Regions from separate parts of the Homo sapiens genome. Here region 2 is linked to region 1. A link is a loop called in an ENCODE intact Hi-C map of the cell type or tissue named here. Cell type or tissue: endothelial cell of umbilical vein. All regions are shown on one strand.

Region 1 (8,000 bases):
CCCTCAATCTTGGACTTCCTATCCTCCATAGCTGTAAGGAATAAATTCCTTTTCTTTCAAAATTGTTCAGTTTCAGACATTCTGTTATAAGCAACAGAAAACAGACTAAAACCACTACCATATTGAGCACTACCACCCTGTACCAAGAATTCCTAACACATGGTCCAGGGGTACAGCAGAGGCAAAGAGTCTAGGTAGGCTGGAGTTTGGCTCCTAGATCTACACCAGAAACACCAAATAGCCTCAAGCCTCAGTTTCTGCATCTATAAAATGCAGTTAATTATACCTCCCTTGCATTGCAGTCATAAGGATTCAATGCATTGGGACTGCCTCATGTCATAGTTGTATCACATTTCTTGGGTTCAAAACCACATCTATTTTGGAAAAGTTACTTCAGCTCTTTGTACTTCAGTTTCCCCATCTGTAAAATGGGGATAACAATAGTTCCTACCTCGTTGGTTTGCATGAGAATTAAATGACAATATTTGTAAAGTGACTGGAATATAAATGCTATATAAGCATTTATTTAGAAGCGAGGAAAAGAATGGTGACCAACCTCCCAAAATTAAATGCAGAAATGTACTCTTTTCTGGAGAGAGAGTCAGGCTTTTATGAATTTCTTTCTCCAGGCTCAGAACATCTTTCTACTCAGATTTCTGAGCCCAGAAGGCTGCTTTTCTCTTTCCTATAGGTTTGGTTTTTTGTTTGTTTGTTTGTTTTTTTGAGGCAGTGTCTCGCTCTGCTGCCCAGGCTGGAGGGAAGTGGCATGTGATCTTGGCTCACTGCAACCTCTGCCTCCCGGGTTCAAGCAATTCTCCTGCCTCAGCTCCCTGAGTAGCTGGCATTACAGGTGTGGACTACCACACCTGGCTAATGTTTTTGTATTTTTAGTAGAGACGGGGTTTCACCAAGTTGGCCACGCTGGTCTCGAACTCCTGACCTTAAATGATCCGCCCACCTTGGCCTCCTAAACTGCTGGGATTATAGGCGTGAGCCACTGTGCCCGGCCTCTTTGCTATAGTTCTGATGAGTTCCGTCTCTGACCCCCAGCACTGATGTGGGGCCCACAGCAATGACATGAGCCATGCCTGCCTCCTTTCCTTCCACATGGGTGTCCCTAGTGATTGCCATATGCCTAAAATTCCACCATAGGTGTCCTTGAAACTTTTCATCTTCATACATTTCCCCCACAAAAGTGACATGATGCCTTAGAACTTCTGGTTGCGTTCCAAGTCTGGCTGAAGCCACTGAGCCTGTGAGATTGTGGACAAGTCACCTCCCTTTGCGGGGGCTTCAAATTTCTTATCTGTAAAATAAGAAGAGAAAGTTGGAGTAGGTCAGTGAGGTCAGTGTTTTCTGAAATATACCATGTACAACAATGGCTGAGTGCCAGAGGGTTTTAGGGTCTCCAGATACCGTATGACATAACTTTGAATCATAATTGTGATACACTTAAACCCTTTCAGTTTTCTTGCTGTTTCTCCAAAGACTCAGGGAGAAAGTCTCATTTAACAGCTTCTTTTTTTTTTTTTCTTTTTCTTTGAGACGGAGTCTCGCTCTGTCACCCAGGCTAGAGTGCACTGGCGTGATCTCAGCTCACTGCAAGCTCCGCCTCCCGGGTTCACGCCATCCTCCTGCCTCAGCCTCCCCAGTAGCTGGGAATATGGGCGTGTGCCACCACACCCAGCTAATTTTTGTATTTTTGCTAGAGACAGGGTTTCACCATGTTGGCCAGGATGGTCTTGATCTCCTGACCACGTGATCCACCCACCTTGGCCTCCCAGAGTGCTGGGATTACAGGTGTGAGCCACCGCGCCCGGCCAACAGCTTGTATGGTTTTTTTTTTTGTTGTTGTTGTTTTGTTTGTTTTTGAGACGGAGTCTTGCTCTTGCTCTGTCACCCAGGCTGAAATGCAGTGGTATGATCTCAGCTCACTGCAATCTCTGCCTCCCGGGTTCAAGCGATTCTCCTGCCTCAGCCTCCCAAGCAGCTGGGACTACAGGCGCCCGCCACCACGCCCGGCTGATTGTTGTTGTTGTTGTTATTGTTTTTAGTAGAGACGGGGTTTCACCGTGCTAGCCAGGATGGTCTCGATCTCCTGACCTCGTGATCCACTCGCTCGGCCTCCCAAAGTGCTGGGATTACAGGCATGAGCCACCGTGCCCGGCCTCACAGCTTCTATGTTTTTAACACCTCTCTTGTTAAGAATGAGACAGCAGAGTTCAGCTTGGAGCCTTCAGCAAGAAACAGGATTTAGCTGGAATGGAATAACCTGGTTCTGCTTTTTTTGTATGTAATTGTATGCTTACCTCTTCTTTATGGCAAATCATAGTAGTTTTCTATTTGAGGTCAGTGATTTAAAATTTCCATGTTAAATAAATTTAGATAAGTTTTTTAAAATGAGGTGGTTGTGGTCAAGCACAGTGGTCCATGCTTGTAATCCCAGCACTTTGGGAGGCAGAGGTGAGTGGATCACCTGAGGTCAGGAGTTTGAGACCAGCCTGGCCAACATGGCAAAAACCTATCTCCGCTAAAAATACAAAAATTAGCTGGACGTGGTGGCATGCACCTGTAGTCCCAGCTACTTGGGAGGCTGAGGCATGAGAGTCGCTTGAACCCAGGAGGCAGAGATTGCCGTGAGCCGAGATCATACCACTGCACTTCAGCCTGGGTGACAGAGCAAGACTCTGTATAAAAAAATAAATAAAATAAATAAATAAATAAATAAGTAAAAGATGAGCTGGTTGGAAGGAAGACATTATGGAACTAATATAAAAAATAAGTACATGGATTCAGACCAATCAACTTGGGGAAGACAGTGGGTGATTCAAGAATGGCAACTCCAGGGCTGTGATCCTCTCTGGGAGCCCTTATCTAGGAGACCGGGCACCTCCCTTCTCTGGAGGCCCCTGGGGGCTTTGCAGAAATCTCTCACCATCCAGATCACGCTAGGCTGGGCCTAAGGAGAGGCAGGAAGGCCAGCCCGGCGGTTGCCCCAGGGGCGGCCTGGGATTCTTCCTGAGAAAGGCTCTTCTCATGCCTGTGGGTGGAGCCCTGTGTGGGGACCTCCCTTACGTCATCTTGTGTCATCCTCAAACTTCCCCATGAAGCTGCTATTTTTATCCCTGGAGACAGATGAGGAAACCAGGGCTCAGAGCAGTGACATCACTAGTTTAAGGAGGGAGGAGACAGTGGGATTCAGAGCCAGCTGGCCTGGCTCAAAATCCGTGTGGTCTCTTGTCCACTGTCTTGGACAAAGTCACTTAGCTACTCAGACCCACAGCCCTATCTATAAAGTGGGATTGATGACAGTGTTTTCCTGTAGGGTTATTGAACTGCTTATTGTCATTGGGATTTCCCTCCCTCCCTTCCTTCCTTCCTTCCCTCTTTTCTTTTCTTTTCTTTTGAGAGAAGATCTCACTCTGTTGCCCAGGCTGCAGTGCAGTAGGGTGATCATGACTCACTGTAGCCTCAACCTCCCAGGCTCAAGCGATACTCCCGCCTCAGCTTCCTGAGTAGCTGGGACTATGGGCATGCACCACCATGCCTGGCCTGGGAACTGTTATTGGATTAAATGGAGGGTTAAATGGGCTAATACAGGTTAAGTTCACGCTTAGGAGAGTTCCCAGCACATGGTAAGCACTGGAGGGTGAGTGGCTATTATTATTTCCAAGGCCCCAGGGCTGCTGCACCTCCTTCCCCAGCAAACACACCCAGTGAGAGCTGAGGATAAAGGGGGAGGTGGGGACACACTTCCTGAGAGTGGCCCATGTGGAGCCTAAGCTGTGCCTTCCAGTGCTTCCTCATGTCAGCCTCACCACAGCCCTGTGAGCTAAGGATGCATTTACGCCCACTTTGCAAGTGAGCAAATCCAGTGTCAAAGAGTGAAAGTAACCTGCCCAGCGTTACACAGCTAGCCAGTGTGGCTTTTTGAGACGGAGTCTCACTCTCACCTAGGAGTGCGGTGGCATGATCTCAGCCCACTGCAACCTCCGCCTCCCGGGTTCAAGCGATTCTCACGCTTCTGCCTCCTGAGTAGCTGGGATTACAGGCGTGTGCCACCACGCCTGGCTAGTTTTTGTATTTTTAGTAGAGATGGGGTTTTACCATGTTGGCCAGGCTGGTCTCAAACTCCTGACCACAAGTGATCTGCCTGCCTCAGCCTCCCAAAGTGTTGGGATTACAGTCATGAGCCACCGTGCCTGGCCTGGGATTTAAACCCAGGTCTGCGTGGTTCCAAAGTCCACGTCATTCCACCATTTCAGGAGCCTCAACAGGATTGACGGGAGGTTCCTGGGGAAGTCCCGTGTCCTCCTCAAGGGTGAAGGGTTCTCTCTTTCTGTGTAGTGGAAATAGCTAGATCATAGCCATGGGCTGAAGACAGCTGGTCTGGTTCTGACCTTGCCTCTGACCTTGGGCAGCTACAGGTCTCTCCCTGGGCTTAGGCACATAATTGCTGCTTTGTATGTATAAGGGGTTAGGATCTCCAAACTTCCAGGGATCCTGATTCTCTTTCTCGCCTCTCAGCTGGAGGATGAGGGAGCCCCAGATCTGCCAGCTCCCAGTGCTGGACGCATTGCTGAGTCACCTGACCTTCCTTCCTTCCTGCCTGCCTTCCTGCCTTCCTTTTGCCTGCAGGTCCTGAAGCCATCAAAGGCCAGAGAAGGAAGGGGATTATATGTTCAGTCTGGATAACTGCCCAGGCCTTGCCTTTCTGAGAAAAGCTTGGGGGGTGGGGGTGGAATGCTGAAGCACTCAGCCAGTTGCATCAGAAAACCTTGCGCAAGGCGCCCTCCTGGGTCCAGCACTGAGCCCTGTCCCATAGTCCCCACCCCTACCCTGTCCCCTGAGGTGCCAGAATGAGGACTGTTCAGCCTTGCGAGGGACACTGAGCAAGGCCAGGCTGTCAGGGAGTGATGGAGGAAGTTGAGGGATGAAGGAAGGCTTTGGGGCCAGTGCTGAGAGGGCTTAGGCCGCCTGGGTGAAGGAACTTGAGCTGGAAGTTGCTCCTCAGGACATTTAGATCCAACTCATCCACCTGGCTTCTCTCCCAAAGAAGAGGAGACAAGGCCAGTGCCCTGGACACTAACTGACCCAGATCCTTGACTGTGGTCCTAGGGTGAACCCTATTGCCTGACTTTGCACTTCAACTGCACTCTGGCCTGAAACCTTGAACATGGTCTGACCTGTGATCACTAAGCCCTGGGCCGTAGCCACAGCTAACGCCGACCCAGGTCCCAAACTGAACGGTGTCTTGGTCACTTTTTCCCCACATGATCCATAAACTGAATTTGAATTCTAGCTCCTGATTGAGTTATAACCCTGGAGATAGATTTAGCTCTAATCCATCATGTGTGACCCCAGGCCCCAGATAAACCCCAACTGTAGCCCCAGATACCCTAGCCATAGATTCTCTCTCTGGTCTCAACAGGGCAGTGCTCAGGCACAGGAATCAAGAGCTTGGCACCTGCTCCCCTCCCCTCTGGGCTGCTCCCCATACCCCCCCAGGTCGAGGAAGGCTGAGGGGCTGGACTGAACATGGGACAGCCCCCTGACCAGCCTGACTGTGACTCAGCAGGGTGGGAGCTGGAGGTAGAGTCAGGCAGGACCACTGGGGATAGGCCAGGCAGGTGCTGAGTCAGGGCAGGGAGAGAGGGACAGTCTCTGAGTGCAGAGCTGGTCTGGGATGTGGGATGGTACATGTGGTCCGACAGGCCCTTTAAGGTAAAGCAGCTCCAGTCCTGAAGCCAGGCCCTTTAAGGCAAATAACCCCGATCCTATCCATCTCCATCTACCCATTTATTGTCCATTTTTCCATCACTTATCCATATTATTCTCTCCCAGAGCATCCTGTTCTTTTCCACCAGAACACTTAACTATAATTGGAATTATGTATGTATTTGTTATTTGTTTAGTGTCTGCCTCACCCACTGAACTACAGGCTCCCTTAGGACAGGCACCTTGCCTGTGTGGCTCACCAGTGTCTCTAGCACCTCATACAGTGCCTGGCACACGGCAAGTGGTCAGTAAATAGTAGTTGAAGAGATTAAATCCCTCCACCCATCTATTCATTCCTTTTCCATCTATGAATTATTATTTTATAATGCATCCCCACCATCTAGCCATTCGAATTTCTCGCTGTTCTTTCATCTACCCTCCATCCGACAAGCATCCATCCATCCACCTACATAGCTTTCCCATATCAATCCATGCTATTTATAGAATCATCCGTTTCTTCAACAAATATTTACTGAGTACCTACTACTTGCCAGGCAACATTCCAAAGGCTAGGGATACTACAGTGAAAATAACAGACAAAAGTGGCGCTTACATTCCATTAGAAGGAAAAGTGCAGCCAGGCACAGCGGCTCACACCCGCAATCCCAGTACTTCGGGAGGCTGAGGCGGGAGGATCACTTGAGCCTAGGAGTTTTAGACTAGCTTAGGCAACATGGTGAAACCTCATCTCTACAAAAAAGTACAACAACTAGCCAGGCATGGTGGTGAGTGCCTGTAGTCCCAGCTACTCAGGAGGCAGAGGAGGGAGGATGGCCTGAGCCAGGTAGGCCAAGATTTCAGTGAGCTGAGATCATGCTGCTGCACTCCAGACTGGGCAACAGAGTGAGACCCTGTCTCAAAAAAAAAAAGAAAGAAACATGCAAGAAATAATTACCATAATAAGTACATTGTAGCACATGTTAGGGGGTGACGAATGCAAGGGAAAAAAAGAGTAAGTACAGAGATGAGGAGTGTTGGGTGGGCAGGCAGTGGCTGTATTGAGTGGAGTGTTCAGTGGATGCCCTGAGACTATCCGAAGGGCAAATTCTTCAGGAAGAGGAACAGCTCATGCAAAAGCTCCAAAAGGAAGCTGACTAGCTGACTGGTGTGCCATCGGAGAAGGTCAATGTGGCTGGAGTGCAGCCAGTGACAGGGAGGCGGTGGGAGATGAGGTCAGAGAGGTAAAGGGGGTTCAGATAATCTGGAGCTTTGGAGGCCTTTGAAAGGACGCTGAGGAGTCATGGGGAGGCAGGGGAGGGTTTAAGGAGAGGAGGGAAGTGATCTCACTTACCTTTTTTTTTTTTTTTTTTTTTTTGAGATGGAGTCTCGCTCCTGTCATGCAGGCTGGAGTGCAGTGGCGCGATCTTGGCTCACTGCAACCTCCACCTCCTGGGTTCCAGTGATTCTTCTTCCTTAGCCTCCTGAGTAGCTGGGACTACAGGCGTGCATCACCTTGCCCGGCTAATTTTTGTATTTTTAGTAGAGATGGGGTTTCATCATGTTGGCCAGGCTGGTCTCGAACTCCTGACCTCAGGTGATTCACCCGCCTCAGCCTCCCAAAGTGCTAAGATTACAGGGTGAGCCACCATGCCCAGCCATTTTTTTTCTTTTTTTTAAGTACAGACAGGGTTTTGCCACATTGCCCAGGTGGGTCTCAAACTCCTACACCCAAGTGATCCTCCTTCCTCGGCCTCCTCAAGCGCTAGGATTACAGGCATGAGCTACCATGCCCAGCCTTGACTTACTTTTAAAATAAAATCATTTAGGGATCTGTACTTGGAATAGACTGAATGAGGCAAGGACAGGAAGACAAGGGAGCAGGTGTTGCAATAATTCTCTTAAACTCCAGTGGCTCAGAGCAGGGCAGTGGCCATGCTAGAGGTGAGCTGTGACTGGATTCTGGGTATATTTTAAAGGTGGAGCCAACAGGATTGCTGATGGTCTAGATGTGGAGTTTGAGGGAAAAGGAGGTGTCAAGGTGCTTCCAAGGTTTCTTGGCCTGAACGGTGACAGGTATGGAACTGCCATCAAATGACATGGAGCGAGGTGTTTGGGGGAAGCCCAGGTTCAGCTTTGGTTCTGTGGAGTCTGTCATGTCTTTTGACATCCTCAAAGAGACATCAGGTAGGTATTTGAATGTATGGGCTGGAGTTCAGGGGAGAGGTCTGGGCTGAGGATACAGTGTTGGGAGTCATAGACGTGAGACTGGATGAGAGCTCCAG
Region 2 (8,000 bases), 160 kb before region 1:
GTGGGTTTATTCTACTCACATAAGCACTTAAAAGCAGAGAACTTTTTCTGGCTGGTGTCAGAGATGAGGCAGAAGGGGAAGTCAAATTTGAAGCATGAGAAGGACTCAGCCTGCCGTTACTGGAGGGGACCAGATTGAAAGTGTGAGACGGGGAATGCAGGCAGCCTCTAGTAGGAAAGGCCAGTCCCAGCTGACAACCAGCAAGGAAGTGGGAACTCAGTCCTACAGCTGCAAGGAACTAAATTCAGCCAATAGCTTGAATGAATGTGGAAGCAAATTTTCCCCAGAGTTTCCAGCAGGGAACCCACCCACTGGATACCCTCATTTAGCCCTTGTGAGACCCAGTCAAGCCCACTGACTTCTGTAAGATAATCCATTTGTGTTGTTTTGTTTGTGATAATTTGTTATGACACAATGGAAAACAAATACAGGGGTTTTGCTGGTTTTATTTTAGAGTCTTTGGGATATCATTTTCTAGAGAACAAAGATAGCAAAGATTCTATAAAACAATTTAGTCCTGGAAGACTCCACGGAATAATGGTGTTGAGTGGAACCTGTGCCTGTTTCTTGATGTTTGAATATTATTATTGTCCTTAGATGCAGTTTGAAGGGGCTTGATGGTCAGCTTAGTGAGATGTAGTTTCTGAAGGTCTAGGACATTGGTAGGATTTCTGTAAATAGGTGGTTCTTCCATATCTTGGATAAATGACATAATTTCTTCATTAGTTTTTATTGGCTTAATAATGGGTTTCTATGACAGCCTTTTAAGGCTTATTTCATATTTTTTTAGAGGAGATGGAAATGGGTGATACATTTTTGTGAATTTGTAACTGTCTCTCTGTTCTCTCACACCTCCCACCCCACCCCAGCTCAGCTCAAACTTGTAAGATCTTTTCTCCCTGTCATTGTCTGTTGAGGTTGTTGAGTTTAAGAGTCAGATCTGGGAATCATCACTACAGAATGGAGTTTCTAGCTTTTAAGAAAAGTCTTTTCTTTTTGTTCTTTAAAGTATCCTATTAATTGGATTCATAAAATATGGACTAACTAAACTTTAGTCAGAGGATGAAGGAAGTGAGACCATTTCTTTTGAGTTATTACCTGAATAGAAAGATGATTACAAGATTAGCATTTCAGGGTATGAAAGACTTTAGAGGTTATGTTTGACTTTGGGTTTAGAGTAAGGGAAATTGGGCCACATGAATGTTAACTGGTCTACTAAGATATCTCAGCCCTAGAGCTAGTCTAGAATCCTGGTCCAGCCAATAGAGAATCATGACTTTTGAACTATGTTCCCTGAGTACCCTTTTCTACTGTTGGCCGGGCATGGTGGCTCACACCTGTAATCCCAGTTCTTTGAGAGGCCGAGGTGGGCAGATGACTTGAGGTCAGGACAAGACCAGCCTGGCCAACATGGTAAAACCCCATCTCTACTAAAATTAGCTGAGTGTGGAGGTGCGTGCCTGTGGTCCCAGCTACTCAGGAGGCTGAGAATCACTTGAACCTGGGAGACGGAGGTTGGTTGCAGTGAGTCAAGATCACGCCACTGCACTCCAGCCTGGGGGACAGAGCAAGACTCCGTCTCAAAAAAAAAAAAAAAAGATGTTAACTGTCTATAATATTCAACTATATGACAACTTTTGCATAAATATTACAGTATGATTTGTACAAGTTCAGAAACTGAAAACCAATATGATTTGCCATTGAATTAGGTAAGGGCTTAGTATTTTAAGGTAATAAATAATGTGATACTTGATTTGAAATGAGAAACTGGGTTTTGATCTGTCACAATTCGTGGGTAACCTGGATAAGGTTTGTTTCATGAGAGTATTAATGTGTTCTTATACCTGAATTTCTTTGAACTTCTGAAATGGATAATTTCGAAAGTAGCATGTCATTTAGTTTATAGAGAAATCTAGGCCAGCCAGCTTTTCAAATGAAGAAATTCCTCTAGGATTATTAAGGAAAAGTAGCTGCTGTCATTGTAACAAAGGATGTATTTTCATTGGGTTATAGACAATTGGTAGTTTTCTTACGTTGAGTGCTCCCAGATGTACTTTTTTTTTTTCACATGTAGAAGTCAAAGATTGAGTCTTTTAAAAAGTTTAAGGTGAAAGCATTCACAGTATCACAAGATACTGCTAAGAGTGGCATTTTAACTGGTTTCTACAAATTCTGTCTTTCAGTCTTAGACATTAAAAAACCCTACGTAGCAACAGTTGCTATGGTCGGCAAGCTTCTTTACATTCGTGGTGATAATGTTTTCTTGCATAGAAAATATTGTGTTATCTGAGGTGACAGTTTTAGGGTTAAATACCAAGGTACAAGTTAGATTAATGTTTTATAATTTTTTATGTGTGACATCTTAAATGCCCTTATATTGGCTGCTCTTTTCTTTTTATACTTTCTTGTCTTGTGGGTTTTTCTGACAGGTTTTTATTAGCTGAAACATTTTAATTTGCTTGGAAAAGTGAACATTTGAAATTTTCCTGAAGTTATGACTAATGCTTTAATGGGCATTTCTCAGTTTAGCTATCTCATCAATGTTCTATAAATTTTAAGAAAGCTACCCTGTTTAAAATGAATGGGTAAATTATTTTCCAAAAAATGGTATCATGTCATATCCAGAAATACGAGATGGTCATTTTGGGTTATTGAATTCATAACCACTCAGAAGATGTTGTTCATTCAGCAGATCCTGAGCGCCTGCCACGTTTCTGGCAGGCGTTGTGCTAAAGATCTCCAAACTGTCACTGCCCTCCAAGCTCAAAATTGAGTGACGTTTTCTGATAACAGGCATATCATACCACAACTTAGTAGATTTTGGAGGTGTTTTCTTATAATAACTCCTATTTGCTTTGTATCTTAGGTGTAGTTTTTGAAACAGCTGCAGAAATGAGAAGGGGGTAGAATAGAGAATTAATTGAGATTGCGGGTAGGGAGGGGAAGGCAATAGGTTAGTGGGAAAGAACTCCCACTTTGAGTTTGGGGAAGTTTACTTAACCTCTTCAAGTCTGGGAGTTCTTGTCTCTACAGTTCGGATAACAACTACCTTGGGCAACTTACTAACTTTTGGTTTCTTCACCTGTAACATGGGAATTAGTAGTACCTACCTCAGGATTTTTGTGAGGATTAATAACTAGAGTACTAGCTAGTATTATCTCAGGATTATTGAGGATTAAAGGAGAAAATTGATAAAATGTCTGGCATGTGGGTGCCCAACATTAGTTCTTTCCCTTCCCTTTCGGAGAAAAGAATGTGTTTATTGCCAGTGCTGTCATTCTTCATTCTTTATTTTCATTTTCTGCTGCCAAGAGTTCTTATTTTTTTAATGAGACTTTTGACCTGTACTTCCTTGTTTCTAATGTAGCCTGTTGGGTGGGTGAGGTATGAATTGCTGCCTAGGGGTGGATCAGTATGTAAGTCACGCCCAGTGTAGATTACCTCAATTACTCGTGTACAGTGTCTATTACCTAGTCCTGGTGAGTCTAGGATTCTTTTGCTTCTAGATAGAGAAGGTAATATTCCCATCTCAGACTCAGGAAAAGGTCTACCTTTGCTCACCTATAGACTTGTAAATATAGATCAGAGGTCTTACTCCCAGTGGTTCTCTGATCACAGTTTGGGAATTGCTTGAATATTGTGTGTTAGGGATATGTTTGGAGAAGGCCAGCTCCCTGCATTAACATCTTCTCTATGTCTTGCTCTCTCAGGTAATCCACTAACTTGCTTTCTTGTTTGCTTTGTATTATTAAGTGATAAACTGTAGGCAGACCAGGAACTTGTATTTATCGGCACTTTAAAACTTTTTTTTTTTTTTTTTTTGAGATGGAGTCTTGCTCTGTCGCCCAAGCTGGAGTGCAGTGGCGCAATCTCTGCCTCCTGGGTTCAAGTGATTCTCCTCTCTCAGCCTCCTAAGTAACTGGGATTACAGGTGCATGCCACCCCACCGGGCTAATTTTTGTATTTTTAGTAGAGGCGGGGTGTCGCCATGTTGGCCACGCTGGCCTCAAACTCCTGACCTCAGGTGATCCACCCGCCTCAGCCTCCCAAAGTGCTGGGGTTACAGGCGTGAGCCACCGCGCCCGGCCAGTGTTTTGTGTATTTATGATTATATAGAATGGCTACAAATGGCCATCTGCTTTGGAGTTGTCTACCTTTTGTGAAAAAATGAAAATAGACTATTGCCTAGCAATTAAGTATTCAAGCATGTATTTTGCCACATAATTTATTGTGAGAAGGTTATCAATGTCAAATAAAATGCTTTCATTATTTGCTTCTATTTGTCTGTCTTCCTGACCAGTTCATTTTTCCTTCCAGTGAAGCCATCTTGAGCTAGGGTTTTCTTTGTGGGTAGTTGTTAATTTTTTTTGTAGAGACAAGGTCTCACCATGTTGCCCAGGCTGGTCTCAAACTCCTGGGCTCAAGCAGTCCTCTTAACTCAGCCTCCCAAAGTGCTGAGATTACACTCATGAGCCACCACACTGGTCCGAAGAAATTTTTTTTTTTTTTTTTTTTTTTTTTTTTTTTGGGAGATAGCATCTCACTCTGTTGCCAGGCTGGAGTGCAGTGGCACGACCTTGGCTCACTGCAACCTCCACCTCCCGGGTTCAAGCAATTCTCCTGCCTCAGCCTCCCAAGTAGCTGGGACTACAGGCGCACGCTGCCACGCCTGGCTTTTTTTTTTTTTTGTATTTTAGTAGAGATGGGGTTTCACTGTGTTTCCCAGGCTGGTCTCTAACACCTGAGCTCAGGCAATCCACCCATCTCGGCCTCCCAAAGTGCTGGGATTGCAGGTGTGAGCCACTGCACCCAGCCTGGTCTGAAGAATTTTTAAACACCACAGCTAAGGACCTGAGCATTCATCTGCAGCTACCTATATGCTCTTGTTACATACAGTTGTTATACTAGGGGGTTTTTCACAGCCATCTTTTATGACTGTTTTTGGAAAACATCACATTGACCTTCATACATATTCAAAACTTTAGGCTTTGTTGCATCTGGAGTCCAACACTGAGGCCCACAGATGTCACCAGCCCCCAGCCAGCAAGGTGGGGCATGTCTCAGTTGTCTTCCTTTCTCCCTTCAGTAGCCACACAGAAAAGCTTTTCCATCATTTAAAATCTGATTTTTATACAATTGTGGCCTGGTGGCCAGCCCATTCAGGTAAAAGAATAATGAAGAAACCTGATTATTGAAACTCAGTATCCCACCCCTACCTTGCCTCCAAATTTAAAGCAGTTCATTTTATTATAGTGTTTTGGATAGGCTGTTAATAAATCAGTTTGGAGAACTAAGGAAATAGTATTAAATTTAGTGAAAAGAACCTATTTAGGCTTTGGATCCTAAACAGATCTGGCTTCCACCACTTAGTAATCCTGTTGTTTTTGGCAGATTATTTAACCTCTGAATCTGTTTATTTCTAAAATCAGAATATGCATCTGATACTGTGCCTGGTTTGTAAGAGGCATTCAAATGGTAACAGTAGTTATTACATTCATAAGTGCTGAATTTTTCTTTAGATTACTGTATATCCCAAATGAAGTTTTCCATCTTTTGGTTCCAGAGGGTAATAGCCAGTGGAGTAAAGTTTCACATTGTGACTTTATTTTGCTTATATGGCGTGGTAAAAAGGTGTATAGATGATGACTATATTGTAAGAGACAGTACTGGAATTCCGATTTCTCTTAGGTGTTTGGGGTAGAACTATTAATCCAAATCAAACTGCTTGGATTTTCTTCTAATACCTCCCTTCATTGGGAGACCTCACACTGTTGCTATGTCATTTATGTCACATTGACACTCAGATCCCTTTTCTGGGTTGAAGGTGGAGAAATGTAATTCACACAAAAGGCCCAAATGCTAATGTTTTCTGTTTTACTGTACTTCCTGGTTTGTTTTATGGAAGTAATACTTCCGTGTATTGGTTTAATTTTTTTGTATGTATGTATGTATTTATTTTGAGACAGCGTCTCGCTCTGTCACCCAGGCTGGAGTGCAGTGACATGATCTCGGCTCATTGCAACCTCTGCCTCCTGGGTTCAAGTGATGCTTCTGCCTCAGCCTCCCAAGTAGCTGGGACTACAGGTGTGTGCCACCACACCTGGCCTATGTGCATTGTTTTTAAAAACAAACATGTTGTATGTTTTGTATGTAGGAATAAAAGCAGAAGGCCCCTAGGGGCATGTTAGGATTTATAATCTCCTAAAGTTAAATATTCTGCAAGTTTACACAAGCAGTAACTTCATGAATTACTAAGTATTACTGAGAGTATTTATGTTCCAAATTCGAAGCCTTAATCAAACCAGAAAAAAACATATTCTGTTGGGTTTGAACAGGTAGTTTTCTTATTCATTGTATACTTAGAACCTTGGGACTTAAAGGTCAGAGAGTCAAGGGAACTGCCAAGGAGTTAGTTGCTAGATATTTTTTTGTTTTTTTGAGCTGTATATATTTCCCCACTTGAAAAAACAAAAACACTACTACTTATATGGCATTAGTATGATAGGTGAGAGAGAATGTTGTTGGCCATGGTTACCACCTTAAATTGACATGGGAAAAGAGAATCAATATGAAGTGGAGGAAAAAAAACAATAACTTCATTTAATCATACATTTTTACCGTTAACCTGTTTTCTTTTGGCTTATCCTTCTGAGCTAGGGTAAGGAGGCTTGTTTTGTCTTTGTTGTTTTTGTTTTTTTGTGTCAGTGACCTCCAAATAGATGATCTTCCAGACGAAATGGTTGCCTGTTAGTACATCTGGTCTATACTTGAAAGCTGCAAAAGGTGATTGCGTATCTCTTGAAATAAGAGGAATTGTGAAATAGTTTTCTCAACCTGCTGCATGGATTTTGACTATTCAGGTCGTGATCTCCACAAGTTATTTAAACTAGAATTTCTCAACCAGTGTATTGTGTTAGGGTGCGTTACAGATGTGTTGAGATACTGGTCCCCTCACACCTCTGGCCATTCATGCAGAATATAGTTTGGATACAGCATCCAAACTAATGACCTCAGATCCAGAGCAGTCTTGATCATTTACCCCATTGTGCCATACAAATATTATTTTCTGTCTTGACTGTAAAAAAGACTGGGAGCAGTGGCTCACACCTGTAATCCCAGCACTTTGGGAGGCCGAGGCGGGCAGATCACAAGATCAGGAGTTCAAGACCATCCTGGCCAACATGGTGAAACCCTGTCTCTACTAAAATACAAAAAAAAAAAAAAAAAAAAATTAGCCGGGCATGGTGGCGCTTGCCTGTAGTCCAGATACTCAGGAGGCTGAGGCGGGGGAATCGCTTGAACCCAGGAGGCGGAGGTTGCAGTAAGCCGAGAGCGTGCCACTGCACTCCAGGCCTGGCGACAGAGCGAGACTCCATCTCAAAAAAAAAAAAAGTTAAAAGTTTAGAAAAACTGGGAGCACTAATTTAGAAAGCTCAGTAATTGGATATCTGAACAGTTTTAAGATTCAAGGGGGTAAACAATCTGAAAATAATCTTGGTTTTAAGTTTTTAAAGCCATTTTAAGGTACCTCTCTGACCCACAAGTAATTCTCTTTGGACACATGATTCAAAGGATATGCTTTAAAATACAAGACTGTGAACAATTTAAGGTTGGACAGTAGTGAAGAAATTCAAGTTCTTATTTTCTAAGCAGTAATGTGAGGCAGAAGTAAAGTTCCCTTTTGTAAAACTGTTATCTCTACCTGACTAACTCTGAATGCTACTGTATCTTTTCTGAGGCTGACATTTTGTTAATCATTCATCAAGCTTGGGTCTCATACTCTGAAGCCTAGGATACATTGTCTTCTTGTCTTCCTTCAGGAAAGAATGGCATATACTTAGTTTGAGCAGTTTAATTTTTTAATATTTATGTAAATCACCAAGTTAGCCTTCTTAGATGAGTTTCTGTTTGTCTAACTCAGGAATTATTAATTTTGCTGGAGTTTACAGATTTCCTGAGCCTGTAATAATTTTTTTCTTCAAAAAAAAATGTACATGTAC

The links. A loop is a pair of places that touch in the nucleus more often than their neighbours do. Peaks named below come from ENCODE experiments on the same cell type or tissue, not always from the same donor. Only the 100,000 strongest peaks of a DNase experiment are listed, where the experiment ranks them.
Region 2: it touches region 1 in a loop (2.3-fold over the local background); 3 of 110 quality-filtered maps call a loop at or near these places.

What each region holds. Positions count from the first base shown.
Region 1 is chr20:368,751-376,750 of GRCh38, reverse strand. No RefSeq gene overlaps it. Among named protein-coding and RNA genes, the nearest start is that of TRIB3, 8.0 kb to the left of the region's middle. In endothelial cell of umbilical vein, no CTCF peak of the experiment used is centred here; DNase peaks (open chromatin) are centred at 3,150, 3,410, 4,640 and 6,890; H3K27ac peaks cover 5,087 bases.
Region 2 is chr20:531,562-539,561 of GRCh38, reverse strand. All of the region lies in intron 1 of CSNK2A1 (casein kinase 2 alpha 1), which reads left to right. Among named protein-coding and RNA genes, the nearest start is that of CSNK2A1, 8.2 kb to the left of the region's middle. RefSeq lists an enhancer at 4,831-4,880. In endothelial cell of umbilical vein, no CTCF peak of the experiment used is centred here; a DNase peak (open chromatin) is centred at 3,351.